Regions from separate parts of the Homo sapiens genome. Here region 2 is linked to region 1. A link is an interaction called in ENCODE POLR2A ChIA-PET data of the cell type or tissue named here. Cell type or tissue: PC-9. All regions are shown on one strand.

Region 1 (8,000 bases):
CCTAGAAGGTTGACCAACGGGGAGTTGACTTTCTAGGTCTGGACAAGACATAAGCAATGAGCATATTAATAATAAATGGAAATAATGTTGAAGGAAGTAGTTGCCTGACTAATGTCATGATGTTCTACACACCCATAGACACTGTCATTCTCTCTCTCTACGTGTCTCCATCTCTCTCTCTCTCTTTTCTCTTCTCTTCTTATTCTGACATGAAGCAGATGAATCAGAATGAGTGAAGGAGAATAGACAAAACAAAACCACAAGCACAACACGAAGGGAAAAATAGTGACACCTTTAACTGATGAGAAATAAACCAGAGAATCCGTGAGGGCCATTTTATACAAACATGTAAATGAATATTAACTCCTCAAGTTCAATAACTAACAGTGAGTTATAGGAAATACCTTGCAATGACCAACCATGCACAGAATACTGCATGTTTTCTTTGCTCAGTTAGCCACATCAAAAGTGTTTTCTACAAACTGCTAATGAAAGAAACACATGAGTACAGGCTAAGCATGCTTAGAAATCTCTATGATCTCTCAATCTCCATCTTCCTGGCATAAAGATGTTTCTGTGGGGATTGAAGCAGCAGACACACGTTTACACATTTATGCGTACATATATATACATATATATATGTCTCCATTATCAGAAATTCTTCTAGAAATTTTGTGAATTGCTGAGAAGAATGCTCATAATTTTAAGATAATGCTAAAGATACTAGAGAAGAAAAATTAGGAAGTTAGCAACAATCAATAAGTGGGTTTGACTGGTATTGAATGAGGGATGGTAGACATAAATAGCTCACAAAATCCTTACAAAAGAACCTGAAATACCAAGAAGAGTATTTTTCCAAAATTTGGGATTTGACAAAATGAAGACTAAAGATCCTTATAAATAGATAAATTGTCAATTAGCAAGTAGTTGAGATCTCACAATTCCTTAATATCTGGAAATTTAGAAACACTGAGCTATTTGGTGGTGTAGCCCCTATAATTTCATTTTTTAATGATAATTTATATTGTTTCTCACACAGCACTCTTGCTTTTATTAAAAATAAAATTTCTGCAATTTAAAAGTAGTTCCTAAAAACTGATTCAGACCCAAGAGACTTGAAGAGAGTGTATGTACCTAAAGGGGTCCATGCAAAGGTTATATCACATTATCACTTCATCATCGACCTATCCTGGGGAAATCACGAGGGGGTTAACCTCTATAGCTAATTCCTCTCTCAGGGTCGATCCCTCAGTTCTAGCTCTTCATCCGTAGCTTCCTGGCCTTCTTTCCTTAGGCATTCCTAGCCCCTACTGTGGTGCTCTGCCCTGCCCTCAAAATCTCCATTCCTGTGTGCTTTGTGTACTCCAAGGGGACAGTTAGCCAATAGGATTCCTCCATCTTCACGATGGTGCTCATGAAGCCTCAGGTCTTTAAGGGTCTTTCTTCCCATTCCCCTAAGTGTTGAGGACTTCTGGAGAGCGTGCCTCTGCCTTTGGTTGTCTAATGCAAACGAGGGACTATAGGACAAGGAAAGAGGATCTTTTCTGAAGAAATGCCAGTCAGAAAGGGATCCACACTCAGTCATCCCATGGTTTCCTCTCCTTCTCTTTTATCTCCCCAGATGCATGTGGCCACCATCCCCTGGCCCCAAGTACCTTCAGATCCTCATAGGTATCTTGTCTTAGGTTAAGTTTTTTTTTTTTTTTTTGAGTCAGAGTCTCACTCTGTCGTCCAGGCTGGAGTGCAGTGGCGCGATCTTGGCTCACTGCAAGCTCTGCCTCCCAGGTTCACGCCATTCTCCTGCCTCAGCTTCCCGAGTAGCTGGGACTACAGGCGCCTGCCACCACGCCTGGCTAATTTTTTTGTATTTTTTTTAGTAGAGACGGGGGTTTCACCGTGTTAGCCAGGATGGTCTCGATCTCCTGACCTCGTGATCCACACATCTTGGCCTCCCAAAGTGCTGGGATTACAGGTGTGAGCCACCTCGCCTAGCCATCTTAGGTTAAGTTTTCATTTCTCCCTTTGATAAGCTGAGAGCAGTTGGGATTTTCCAAGAGAATATTTAAGAGGAAACTGTGGGAATACTAATGGGAAGAGACAGGCTAAAAGGAAAACATGCCCTTTCTCAGAAAGACTCAGATCTGAATGCAAATGGTTTGGACTGGGTTGTCTTACTGTTGTGGGAATCTGGCCTCCTGGATCCTTTCCCATATAATTATCTCTGGGGACTAATGTTTGCAAGCCCCTTTTCAGTCCCCCATTGACCATCCTTCTCTTTTTCCATATCTACGAAGGAGTTGTGTTTGCTTTTCCTGATGGGCAATGGGACTCAGTAAATAATGAGCCATCTTCAGGTAAAGAGAGACCTCAGATTTCCAAGGAAAGAGAGAAATGTAACAAACTGAATTCCATATTACGGTAAAGGGTAAAGGGGTGCTTTTCAATGCTCTAGTAATAGGAATTTGGGATCCTTGGCTACAGACAGACTAATAATGGTGCATATATGTCTAGGCAGGCAGGGCTCCTGAGATTAGGCACTTGTCCATACCATGTATGAGTACATGATGTCTGATGCCTAGCCACCTTACTTGGCAGAACAGAAAAACACAGAGACCAAGGAGTCCACAATGTGGGTCATTCTCTAACCTCCTTCCAAGATACATTGGAATCCCCTGCTAGCAGAGATATTTGTGAGCATGAAAATGGCCCTCAAGTACAAGCTGCAGAAGAGAGGAGGAAAGGAAGTAGTAGACCTGGATATTCTAACCCAGATGACAATTTGTAATTCTAGTTTCAGGATTGAGAGTCTTTGAGAAAGTGCATTGGAACAGGAATTGGTATGCCTGGGTTTTAGGTCTGGTTCCTTATTTTCTTGCTTTACCTCTCTGGGTGTTGGTAGTCTTAAGTCCAATATGAAAAAGACTGAACTAGTTGGTTTTTAAGTACTTTCAGCCAATGCTTCTCAAATTGTGTATGGTGAAGTTCTAGTTTTGTTTTTGTTTTATGTACATTTGGTTGCAGACTAGTTCTTTCGTACAACACAATAAAAATAATTGCCAGAAAAGCAAGCACATGCCTAGATGTCACAGAAACACCAAACTGCTACGAAAGTTTCTAAATATTCCTGTCAATACCTGTCCTTATCTTGTCACAGACTGCAGCACCAGTTCTTGGGTCACATGTTGAATAACATTGCTTAGAATTCCAGCCTTCTGAGTATAAGTTGTGAATCTGGCCAACATGGTGAAACCCTGTCTCTACTAAAATACAAAAGATTAGCCGGGCATGGTGGCGTGTGCCTGTAGTCCCAGCTACTCAATTAAAGGCTGAGGCAGGGGAGTCGCTTGAACCCGGGAGACAGGTTGCAGTGAGCTGAGATCACGCCACTGCACTCCAGCCTGGAGACAGAGCAAGACAAAAAACAAAACAAAACAAAAAAAACCACAGACAAACGAACACAAAACCATAAAAGTACAACGCCTTGCAATTCACTTGCAAGAAAAATTGACATCAGTGTAGTATATGTGAAAAAGACTAGGTTGGTCTGTGTATCTGTTTCAGTGGCTCAAGCCACACCTGGGATGTCTACTGAGTTATGGAATAAAACAGTGTCATAAACTATTATAATACAATTTTTGTATAGTTTTTTTTTTCTTTTTTTTGAGACGGAGTCTTGCTATGTCACCCAGGCTAGAGTGCAGTGGCACGATCTCAGCTCACTGCAACCTCCACCTCCTGGGTTCAGTTGGCTAATTTTGTATTTTTAGTAGAGACATGCCTCACCATGTTGGTCAGGCTGGTCTTGAACTCTTGACCTCGAGCAATCTACCCACCTTGGCCTCCCAAAGTGCTGGGATTACAGGCATGAGCCACCACGCCCAGCCACTCCTTTCTTTTTGAAGTAGAGAAAACAAAAACAAATTCTATCTTCAGCTGGGCCTGCTGCTACAAAATGGAATACACACTGTGTTCAAGGCACTGGGCTGAAACATTCACAGTCACTGTCTTACTTAATACTCACACAAGGCTATGAGGAAGACATGATTATTGTCTCCACTTTACAGATGAACAAATTGAAACTTAGAGAGGTTACAAAACTGGCACAGTTCCGAAAAATGGAGGTTCTATGATGCAAACACAGGCTCGACTAACTTCAACATGTGTAATATAATCATTATGCTGTATTATAATTCATAATTACATTTATGGACAACAATAGCTATCTACCAAAATTATGCTCTGTGGTACAATGGAATATTTGCCCTAAATTAGGTCACAGTCTGGAGGGAAAGACAAGTATGTAACAAAAAAGACGGTCAAAGATTGCTGGGAGAACAGAGAAAAGAGAACACCTAACTCTTCCTGGAGGGAATCAGAGAAAGTGCCACATAGGAGGAAACTCGTGAGCTAATGTTTGGGGAATTAGTGGACATTAGCCAGGCAGAAAAAGCTGGTGGTCATTCCTGGCAAAGGAATGCAAAGGCAGGAAGGCTTAAGAGAATCTGGCACATTGCAGAACAGTAAATTCTTTCCATAGTCAGGGTGTAAGATATGGAATTTTGAATACTGAATGGAGGAGACATAAGAGACATGATGGGGAGAAAAGGCAGAAGGCAGAACACGGAGAACTTTGCACGCTATGCTAAGGACTTTGGACTTTTTCCAAGTGTAGCAAAAAAAAAAAAAGCCATTGAAGGAGTGTCTGTAACATGATCACATTTGTGTCTTAGATAACTTTAAGAATGGATTAGAGGATTGTGTAAGGCTTAGGGCCTTGGGTAGAAAAATTGCAATAGTTCATGACACCATTTTATTTCATAACTCAGTAGACATCTCAGGTGTGGCTTGAGCCACAGAAACAGAAACACAGGCCAACCTAGTCTTTTTCACATCTTTCAGAGTTGAAGGTCTAGAACCACCCAGATCTCCTCAGGCCACTCACTCATTCGCTAATTTCTTAATTCAATAGACAGCAATTTGACATTTGTTTTTCAAGTGCTAAGATCAGACTTAGAGCAAACTCTTACCATTCAGTTTTTCACAAGACAAACCCACATCCTCTAAACTAAGTCAGATTGAACAGGCTCTTCCCCCTAAGTAGTAGAGGTGTAAAGTTATCATTATGCATGTCTCTCTCTGCCCTCCACTCCCTAGCAGTTACCTTTGTGCATCCATCTTACTACCAGAATCCCACCAGGAACACCAGTCATATGGGTCTATGCAGAGTCCCTGCATTCTAGATAATTACATGTGGTGTCAGAGTGCTGAGCTACCCTTAGGCCAAAGCTCCGCAGAGATTTCTGCAGAGGGACTGCCCACTATTGTGGGAGAAGTGCTGAACAGGGTGAAAACTGCATTGACTGAAAGATGTCAGTATCTTTCCCTAGCAGACCAATTTTCAGAAAGATAAAAATTCTTGTGTGGTTTGTAGAGACATTTCAAATAAAACCCACATCGTATCCACAAAGGAAGTTATTTGTTTCAGGCTCACCCATCCAGACAAGATGAAAATTTTGCCTTCTTGCTTGCATAGATTCTTGCACTGGATTCTTCAGTGTAAGAACAGGAACCAACACATCATACCAAAATACTTTATTTTTTGCCATGCTTTTCTTTCCGGATTCTACATAGTTGCTATCTTCAATAGTCTCAATAACAAAAATTTGCTTGAGGATCTATTGTGTGCAAAGCACTCAACAGGACACAGAAAAAAAAAATGTGTGAAGAGCATTACTGTCTGTGAGATCAGTCTAACTGAGACAGGAAAAAAGGTTCATAAGAAAAAATAAATAACACATGGAATATATTATGTTTTAAGTACAAGGTACCGGTAATGATTTCACATGAGGAAGAAATTCGTCTGAATTGACAGGACAGGGAGGATTAAATTATCAGAGAGAACAATCCTGGAGGGGCTCACAGATGAATAGTATAAACACAAGGATTGGAAGATAATATTTAACATTCACACTACATTGCTAAACTGTTCTAGGCACTGTATGCATCTTAATTTATTTTATTCCTTATATCCTTATGAGATAAGTTCTAAATGATCTCTTATATTAAAGATGGGGCGAATACAGCACAGAGATTGAGTGATTTGCCCAATGTCATATGGAGCTAAGAGGCTGTTAAGCACTCTTCTATATAACACAGCATAAAACGTGTGAACAACAGGCAGGCTTCATCCAGAGGCAGTAGGAGAGAGTAGGGGTGGGCGATGGTGTGCGTGGGGCAGATGGCAAGATCTGAAGGGAGCGGGGACATGCACAGAATTGCCCCCCAAACCCTGATATTCTCAAGGTGTGTGACAGCCTGAAAGCCATTCACTTCTGAATTTTAAGAATCAGCTCATTTTATATTTAAAAACATAGGTAATTTCAAAAGTCAGAACTCAAGTGGTGCAATTTTCCATAATCACAGAGTGCAGTGTTATTGGGATTCAAGGGGAAACTGGGGTAAGTGGTATTTTGTGTATCTACAAAAATGAATATTAATATGGCCTTCAATTGTTAAAATTTACTAATTAGTATTTCTCTAGAATTAGTACTTACAGAGCTGACTGACATTTGTGTGAACATCAATTTTAATTAAAAAACAATCGTGAAGGTTATTTGGCCTCTTAATTTATCCTTTTCTCTGGAATTGTTTCTTGCTCCTTCCTCTTTCTGCCAAAAGCCAGAGACAGTAAGCAGTGACATCCTGAACAGGTCATTCCAATGCTCATCACAGTCCCACTTGGGTGGAAATGTGGAGTCAGCTCGCCTCCTCCCCACTCTAGTCAAAGGACACTGCATCTGGTTTAAGGAGAGGAGAGAAGAGTAGAGGGATGTGGCAGAATGGTGACATGGTTGGCATTTTAGGAAGGGAAATCTTTTGTAATCAAAGAATAAACCTCAGTTGAGTTGACACTATCTATTCTGGAACAAATTCACCAAACTCTTTTCCACCCCAAAACATGTTACGAAAACAATGATCTCATTTGAAGGGGCAGAGAATGGTTAGATGAAGACTTCATCAGACAAGGTTACTGAAAAGGAAAAAAAAAATAAATCAACATCTGAGTTTTGTAAGTGCCTTAAAAAAAGTTGCTGAGAGGAAAACCAATAACTCTCTCCTCTCTACTCTTCCTCTAGCTCTAATTCAAACATCACACAAAATCCACACTCTTATTTTGAGATTTCGTTTTCTTCTATAGTCTTGTTCCTCTTCCCCTTCCTGAAGTTTTTAATATTTTGAAAACTTTTCCGTCATATGACATTCATTTTCACACCTTCGACAGCTTATGTATTTCTGAGTCCTTTTAGTGAGCCCAGGTCTCCCAGACAAGCCTCACTTCAGGATAAAGTGGGGAGGCAGGTTCTTGCCAGGCATGACACAAAATGTCTTTTTTCTTATTGGTTGAACAGAGCCTTTCTACATTAGTCCCACAGTGCTGTGGAGTCCAGGAAAGGCATGATCAAGAACAGGGCCAATCAGGAGTTATAAACAATGTTCCAGACTGCTTAGAGGAGACCCCTCTATGCGGCCTCAACTCCCCAGGACCAGAGAGGGAATGTGCCTTTCCCATCCTCTCCTTGTCTCTGAATAATAGGTGATATTTATTTAAGGTACTCATACTGAAGCCTCCATTTGTAATTGTTCAGATCCCTCTGGAAATAATTTTTAAAAACATAAAATTGTACAAAGTTCCCTGGTGGAAAAAAAAACATATCAGGTACTTAATTGCTTAAAATAAATCTTTATTGAATAGATGAAAGCAATAACTTCTGGCATGCAGAGTAGAAACAGAAGCAGTATGATTCTCAGGAGAAGTGAAGTGTCAAAGGAGGACCTGGAGATCGCAAGGGAAGAGGGAGTGGTGTTGTTGGGGGAGCCCGGCACGGAGCGTGATTTGCTCCTTGGAAAGTCAGAGGTGATGGGTGTTTCTCATCTGGGCAGAGAAACAAACACAAGGAGTCAGGATCTGCGGCTTCCTGGGTGGAAACAGGGCCAGACAA
Region 2 (8,000 bases), 840 kb after region 1:
GGGAGGCTGAGGTGGGTGGACCACCTGAGCTCAGGAGTTCGAGAACAGCCAGGCCAACATGGCAAAACTCCATCTCTACTAAAAATACAAAAATTAGCCAGACCTGGTGGCGGGCACCTGTAATTCCAGCTACTCAGGAGGCTGAGGCAGGAGAATCACTTGAACCTAGGAGGTGGAGTCTGCAGTGAGCCAAGATTGTGCCACTGCACTCCAGCCTCAGCAACAAAGCGAGTTTCTATCTAAAAAAAAAAAAAAAAAAAAAAGAAAGTGTGATCACTATAGAGAGGTTCAATTTGTGTCTGCAAACATCTTAAGCATAGATGCTACTACAATGGAAGATGAAATTTGAGGGCAATGCATAATTTCATAAAATGTAAAAACAGTCAGTTAAATTAAAAGGCACTAAACTATCATGGCAGGGCTACCACCCTGCACAACTCCATAAGTTACCATTAATATCAGAGTCCGTGTAAATAGCACCCCTTGAAATTGTGTGGTACACAGGCTGCACAGCTCTAAGTAGCAACCCTGTAACTTGGCCCTTTCCAAAGCAACTTCAGCCATTTTGCTACACAGATTTGGTAAGGCAGGAAATAAAACAAGTTAGTTTTACTTCTAAGTGACGAGGAATACGAACAGTCAAAAATGGCTTCTGATCAAAGACTAAACTTTTTGGCCATGATTTATATTTGGCTCAAGGCTTTTCTGTATGAAAACTGTTATTACTTTTACAATGATTTAGAAAGGTACAAGAGCCAGGCATGGTGGTGTGCGCTTGTAGTCTCAGCTACCCAGGAGGTTCAGGAGGCCGAGGCAGGAAGATCTCATCATGAGCCCAGGAGTCTGAGGCCAGCCTGGGCAACATAGCAAGACCTTGTCTCAAAAAAAAAAAAAAAAAAAAAAAGGGAAAAGGAAAAGAAAGGTACAAGGTACAACTACAGGATCATGAGAATTGTTTTTAATAGGCATTTAAAAACTCAGGCATACAAGTAAGTGATAGGCTTGAAATTTGTTCTCATGGAAGAAAATAATAATTCCATCAATACTAAAACCATTGCTTAAAACCATTTTCTTTTGACATTCCATTTAAATCTAATCTACAAGCCATTTCAGAAAATGTTTCACTATTTTTATCAAGACAGTAATAATCAGTTTGATCTCTTCTCCATCATTTACCATTTACTCCAAATGACTTATGACTATTTTCCAAGTTCAGTCTACCTTCAAAAAACAAAAGATTTTTCCAGCACTGCAGATAAAATGAGGAAGGTTCTTAATGCAATTTCAAATGATAGATTTCAATTAAGTTTTAAGCAATAGTGGCATATTGGAATAAATGCAGTCATCCCACAGTATCCAGGACACCCACATATACCAAAATCCACACATACTCAAATCCCACCTAATTGGCTCTCCATATCTGGGTTTTACATCCTGAAAACACTGTATTTTCAATCCACCTTTCGTTGTAGAGGTGGAACCCCAGGATACAGCCAACTGTATTTATTGAAAAAAAATTCATGCGTAAATGAACCCGTGCAGCTCAAACTCATGTTGTTCAAAGGTCAACTGTACTAAACTTCTCAAAGTAACCACTCTGAAGGGGAAAATATGTTATCACATATTTTTTTTTTCCGATTTATCAGTTTCCTTACCTTAGAGTCACATCCTTGTTATTAAAATTTTATAGCCAATCAGACAGCAACAAAACAATCTAAACACAGAGAAGTCCCGCTGCCCCACTTCAAAGGCTGTCAGTTTGCCCAGGATATCTGGCTAACATGGTAGGTTGCAAACAAGAAGATTCCAAGTCCAAAAGAATCCCTGAGATCCAAACTAATCCCTAACTAGTTACTCTTCACAATGGAAAGTAAAGACACCTAAAGTCTCATGGTCCAAACCAAAGTATCAGGTCACAAAAGAGAAATCTAGCTGGGTGCAATGGCTCGCCTATAATCCCAGCACTTTGGGAAGCGAAGGCACGAGGATCGCTTGAGGCTAGGAGTTTAAGACCAACCTGGGCAACACAGCAAGGACCTGTCTCTACAAAAAATATTTTTTTTAAGTTAGCCAGGGGTGGTGGTGCATGCCTCTGGTCCTAGCTACTCAGGAGGCTAAGGCAGGAGGATTGCTGGAGTCCAGGAGTTTAAGGCTGCAGTGAGCTATGATGGCATCACATCACTCCAGCCTGGGTGACAGGACATGACCCTGTCTCTTAAAAAAAAGATATAAATCCCCTTGGTAACACCAGGCAATATTCAGGTTAGGAGCCATACATCACATGTTACAGGTACTTCAGCCTTGTCTTATACCACAAGAGAACATTTGTTCTGAAACCGATCAACCTCTGGAATTGAGCAATTCATGGGATAAGAGAGCAAAGGTCACCTATTTTTTTCAGCCAAAACTGGCACTCACATGGTTATGATATCACTGGTTGCTCTGAGCAAACCTAAAAAAGGTACCGAAAAATTCACAGACTTCATTGACACCAGTGAGCTAGAGTTGCCTTTATGCAGTGAGTTCTCAGAGTCAAAGTGAAAAGACGTTTTTTAAAATATGCTCCCCATCCCCTTAGGATTCCAATTCTTCAGAGGATATAGAGGTTACAGCCTGGATGTGTGTATTCTAAAAACCTCCCCCAAAGGATTCTGCTTTTCCCTCCAAGACCTAGAATATCACATGCCCAGAAACCTATTCCACCCTATTACGTGATGAGCCCCATTCAGAACACCATCTTGCATGACTAGGGCCATATCACTGTGTCCATTTCTCCAGAGTAATGTTACATTATTTACTATCCCACCTATACTCACATCCCATTCTTGTTTCACTGAAGTTTTCTTCTTCTTTACTTTCGGTGTCTTTCTTACACCAACTCGGGGACCACAGCGGTTCACTCTGACAAATGACATCTAGGAATAATAATCACATCAAATTTTTAAAATACAAGAAAAAACAATAAGCATCACCAGAGTGGGGGAAGACACCTGAAAAAAAAAACAAATTTTAAAATGCCAGAAGAAAAATTTAAGCATGATGAAAGGAACAGCCTATCAAAATACTTAGTTCTTTTATTTTACAACTAATAAATGTTGGTACTGATAATTATAATAAAAGAGGTCTCAAGTCAATAACTTATATATTTGATTAAAAAAGAACTCTAGGAATGCAGAAATTATGGCCTAAAGCCGAGAACTAAGACATTCGTCATAAGCTTTGTCATCAGTTACACAAATTTACAATTAGTAGAAAATAGCCCAGTCACAAGCTAACAATATGAATGTAAGGTGAAGGGAAGAAAGGGCAAAAGAGAGTTGGAGTTCTTTTTTAAGCACTCTAACACTCAAAATCACTACCAGGTACATATGGGCTTACTTGAAAATAAAAGTAGCTAAACTTTAGAGAACAAATGAGGTATGATATCACTTCTAATATATCTGTCACATAATGCTAAATGGTGCTAATTATTGATTTTTTTCTATTGCTGATAAACAAATTAATAATTATTGATTTTAAACTAGAATTTTTAAATTGCCAACATTAGTTTGCCACTGTTTAAACAGCAATGCTAAGCACACTAGACTACACATTACACCAAATTAGAAAAAGACCCATAGTCCCCGAACACCAGGATTTTACAATACATATATATGACTTTTAAAAAGCAATACATATACATGACTACTATTGCAGACACTTTTAACCTACCTAAATAATTACAGGACTTTCCAGCTGACCCCCTTACTCCCAATTAGTCTAAAACAAGGACTCTAGTATTTTCCTTAAGTACTTTTTTTTAAAAAAAAATCATTGTCTACTATAATAAAAATGTCTAAATACAAGTATTTCTTAAGAGTTTGCCCTCAATCTTCCTTGCACTCTGTACTCTCTCTTAACAAGAACATTCACTCCTTAAACATGGTATCTAATTTCAGCATTTACAATTTCAGCCAAAGAAAACAAGTCACATACAAGTTAGAAAATAACATTTAAGTTTTATGATGGTAATGATGATGATAGCCACGGTGGTAATGATGGCATCAGCTAACAGATACCGTGTGCTTACTATAAGCCAGATGCTATTCTAAGCTCTTTAAACATTATTTTCTTGAATCCTCACAATAACCCCATGAGGTACTTACTATTTATTCCTCATTTTACAAACGAGAAAACTGAGAGACAAAAGTTAACCAACCATGAAGGTCACACAATTAGTAAGTAGCAGAGCCATAAGTACCATTTAAAAAGATACAGAATATAATAGAACAAAGAGTCTAAAACAAACCCTTACATTTATGGTCAGTTTTTCAACATGGGTGCCAAGACAATTCAACGGGGAAAGAATAGTCTTTTCAACAGATGGTGCTGGGACAACTGGATACGCATATGAAAAAGAATGAAGTTGGACTCCTACCTCACACCATATTCAAAAATTAAATTGATTCATGGATTTAAATATAAGAGCTAAAACTACAAAATTCTTAGAAGAAAACATAAGAGTAAATCTTCGTGAGCCGTGGGTTAAGCAATGGTTTCTTAGAAATGACACAAAAAGCACAAGCAACCAAAGAAAAAAATAAATTGGACGTAATCAAAATTAAGAATTTTTGTGCTTCGAAGGCACAATCAAGAAAATGAAGACAACCAATAGAATGGGAGAAAGTATCTGCAAATCCTCTATCTGATAAAGGACTTGAATCCAGACTATATAAAGAAATTTTACAACTCGACAATTTAAAAAATCCGATTTAAAAATGGGCATAGGACTTGAATAGACATTCCTCCAAGGAAGATACTATAGACAGCTAATAAACACATGAAAAGATGTTCAACATAATTAGTCATTAGGGAAATGCCAATCAAGATACCACCTCACACCGACTAGGATGGCTATAATCAAAAAGACGGACAACAACAAGCACTGACAAAAATATGGAAAAACTAGAATCCTCACATATTGCTCATGGAATGTAAAATAGTGTGGGCACTTTGGAAACAGCTGGCAATTCCTCAAGAAGCTAAACACAGAGTAACAACATGACCCAGCAATTCAACTCACATATTTACATCCAAGAGAACTAAAAACATACGTCCACGTAAAAACTTGTACATAAAAGGTCACAGCAGCATTTTGAACAGACAAAAAGTAGAGACATCCCAAATGTCCACCAACTGATGAATGTATTAATAAAATGTGGTATATCTACACAATGGACTATTACTTGGCAATAATAAGCAATGGTGTACTGATACATGCTACAACATGAATGAATCTTGAAAGGGTTCTAAACACAGAAGGCCCCCTATTGTTTGGTATCATTGATATGATGTGTCCAGAATAAGTAAATCCACAGAGACATAGATTAGTGATTGCCAGCATCTAGAGGGAGCATATAATGGAGAGTGACTGCTAATGGGTATAGTGTTTCTTTGGGGAGTGAAGAAAATGTTCTGAAATTAGATAGTAATGTTAGTTGCGCAATTATGTGAATTGACTAAAAACCTCTGAACTGTATACTTTAAAGGGTGAATTATAGCTCAATAAAGCTGTTATTTTAAAAGATAGGAAAACAATAGTTATTCAAAGACATGAATCTAATGTATTTTAACCACTTAGATCTTTAACCACTTATATCTCCAATTTACTCTGCAAAAACAAGAGTCATAAAATGTCAGTATACCTATATGATGAATTATGTATCCATTAAAATTAAAAATGTTTAATGACAGGAAAATACATAAGAAGTATAAAAAGTAGAATACAGAACTGTATGTATAGTATATTCTCAATGATGTTAGAATATAGGCATTATTAATAAAGCACTTATCTCTGCTAAGAGCTTCACATTTGATCCCACAACCCTGTGAAGCCTGTTCTGTCTTGAGAGACAATATAGTATAAAGGCTAAGAATACAGTCTGGAATCACTGTCTGGGTTCACATCCCAGCTTTTTCACTAACTATAAAACAGAACTAATTAAATATATAAGTGCTTAGAACCCCTGCTGATATGGTTTGGCTGAGTCCCCACCCAAATCTCATCTCGAATTGTAATCCCTATAATCCCCATGTGTCATGAGAGGGACCCAGTGGGAAGTGATTGGATCATGGGGAGCAGTTTCCCTCTTGCTGTTTTCATGATAGTGAATTCTCATGAGATCTGATGGGTTTATAAGTGTCTGGCATTTCCCCTGTTTGCACTCACTTTCTCTCCTGCCACCTTGTGAAAAAGGTACCTGCTTCTGTTTGGCCTTCTGCCATAATTGTAAGTTTCCTGAGGCCTGCAAAACTGTGAGTCAATTAAACCTCTTTTCTTTATAAATTACCCAGTCTCGAGTATTTCTTTATAGCAGCATGAGAATGAACTAATACACCTGCCTAGCATACAAAATTGTATTTAAATGTTGAGGATAATGATGTCAGTGACAACAATTAACCCTTTTCCCAAATAAGAAAAATGAGACTGGAAGAATCAATACAGTGAAAATAGCCATACTGGCATTTTTAAGTAATTTATAGATTCAATACTATGCCTATTAAACTACCATTAACATCTTCACAGAATTAGAAAAAACTATTTTAAAATTCATATGGAACCAAAAAAGAGCCCATATGGCCAAGACAATCCTAAACAAAAAGAACAAAGTTGGAGGCATCATGCTACCCTACTTCAAACTATACTACAAGGCTACAGTAACCAAAACAGCATGGTACTGCTACAAAAGCAGACATATAGACCAACGGAACAGAATGGAGAACTCAAAAATAAGACTGCACATCTACAACCATCTGATCATCAACAAACCTGACAAAAACAAGCAATGGGGAAAGGATTCCCTACTTAATAGTGTTGGGAGAACTGGTGAGCCATATGCAGAAAATTGAAACGGGACCCCTTCCTTACACCATAGACAAAAATCAACTCAGGATAATTAAAGGCTTAAATGTAAAACCCAAAACTATAAAAACCCTAGAAGAAAATCTAAGCAATACCATTCAGCACATACACACAGGCAAAGATTTCATGATGAAAATGTCAAAAGCAATTGTAACGAAAGCAAAACTTAACAAATGGAATCCAATTAAACTAAAGAGCTTCTGCACAGCAAAAGAAATTATCATCAGAGCAAACAGACAACCTACAAAATGAGAGAAAAATTTTGCAATCTCTCCATCTGACAAAGGGCTAATATCCAGAGTCTACAAGGAACTTAAATTGACAAAAAAACAAACAACCCCATTAATAAGTGGGCAAAGGACATGAACACAAACTTCTCAAAAGAAGACATTTATGCAGCCAACAAACGTATGAAAAAAAGTCAACATCACTGATCGTTAGAGAAATGCAAATCAAAACTACAGTGAGATACCATCTCATGCCAGTCAGAATGGCGATTATTAAAAAGTCAAGAAACAACACATGCTGGCAAGACTGTGGAGAAATAGGAACAATTTTACACTGTTGGTGGAAATGCAAATTAGTTCAACCATTGTGGAAGACAGTGTGGCGATTCCTCAAAGACCTAGAACCAGAAATACCATTTGACCCAGCAATCACATTTCTGCATATATACCCAAAGGAAAATAAATCATTCAATTATAAAGATACACACACATATATGTTCACTGCAGCACTATTCACAATAGCAAAGAGATGGAATCAACCCAAATGCCCATCATTGATAGACTGAATAAAGAAATGTGGTACATATAAACCATGGAATACTATAAAGCCATAAAAAGGAATGAGATCATGTCCTTTGCAGGGGCATGGATGGAACTGGAAGCCATTACACTTGGCAAACGAATGCAGGAACAGAAAATCAAACACCACATGTACTCACTTATAAGTGGGTGCTGAACAATGAGAACACATGGACACAGGGAGGGGAGCAACACACACTGGGGCCTGTCAGATGGCAGGGGGATGCAGGGAGACAGAGCATCAGGAAAAATAGCTAATGCACGCTAGATTTAATACCTAGGTGATGGGTTGA

What was found. Peaks named below come from ENCODE experiments on the same cell type or tissue, not always from the same donor. Only the 100,000 strongest peaks of a DNase experiment are listed, where the experiment ranks them.
Region 2: POLR2A ChIA-PET joins it to region 1 with 7 read pairs; 2 of 35 experiments call an interaction of 5 or more read pairs at or near these places.

Annotation. Positions count from the first base shown.
Region 1 is chr3:112,667,610-112,675,609 of GRCh38, forward strand. No RefSeq gene overlaps it. Among named protein-coding and RNA genes, the nearest start is that of CCDC80, 30 kb to the left of the region's middle. In PC-9, no CTCF peak of the experiment used is centred here; a DNase peak (open chromatin) is centred at 4,462; H3K4me3 peaks cover 1,239 bases; H3K27ac peaks cover 4,894 bases.
Region 2 is chr3:113,503,691-113,511,690 of GRCh38, forward strand. SPICE1 (spindle and centriole associated protein 1) reads right to left here. Exons shown (of 18, transcript NM_144718.4): 2 at 2,817-2,915. The coding sequence starts at 2,915. SPICE1-CFAP44 (SPICE1-CFAP44 readthrough (NMD candidate)) reads right to left here. Exons shown (of 52, transcript NR_183050.1): 2 at 2,817-2,915. Among named protein-coding and RNA genes, the nearest start is that of SPICE1, 7.5 kb to the right of the region's middle. In PC-9, no CTCF peak of the experiment used is centred here; no DNase peak of the experiment used is centred here.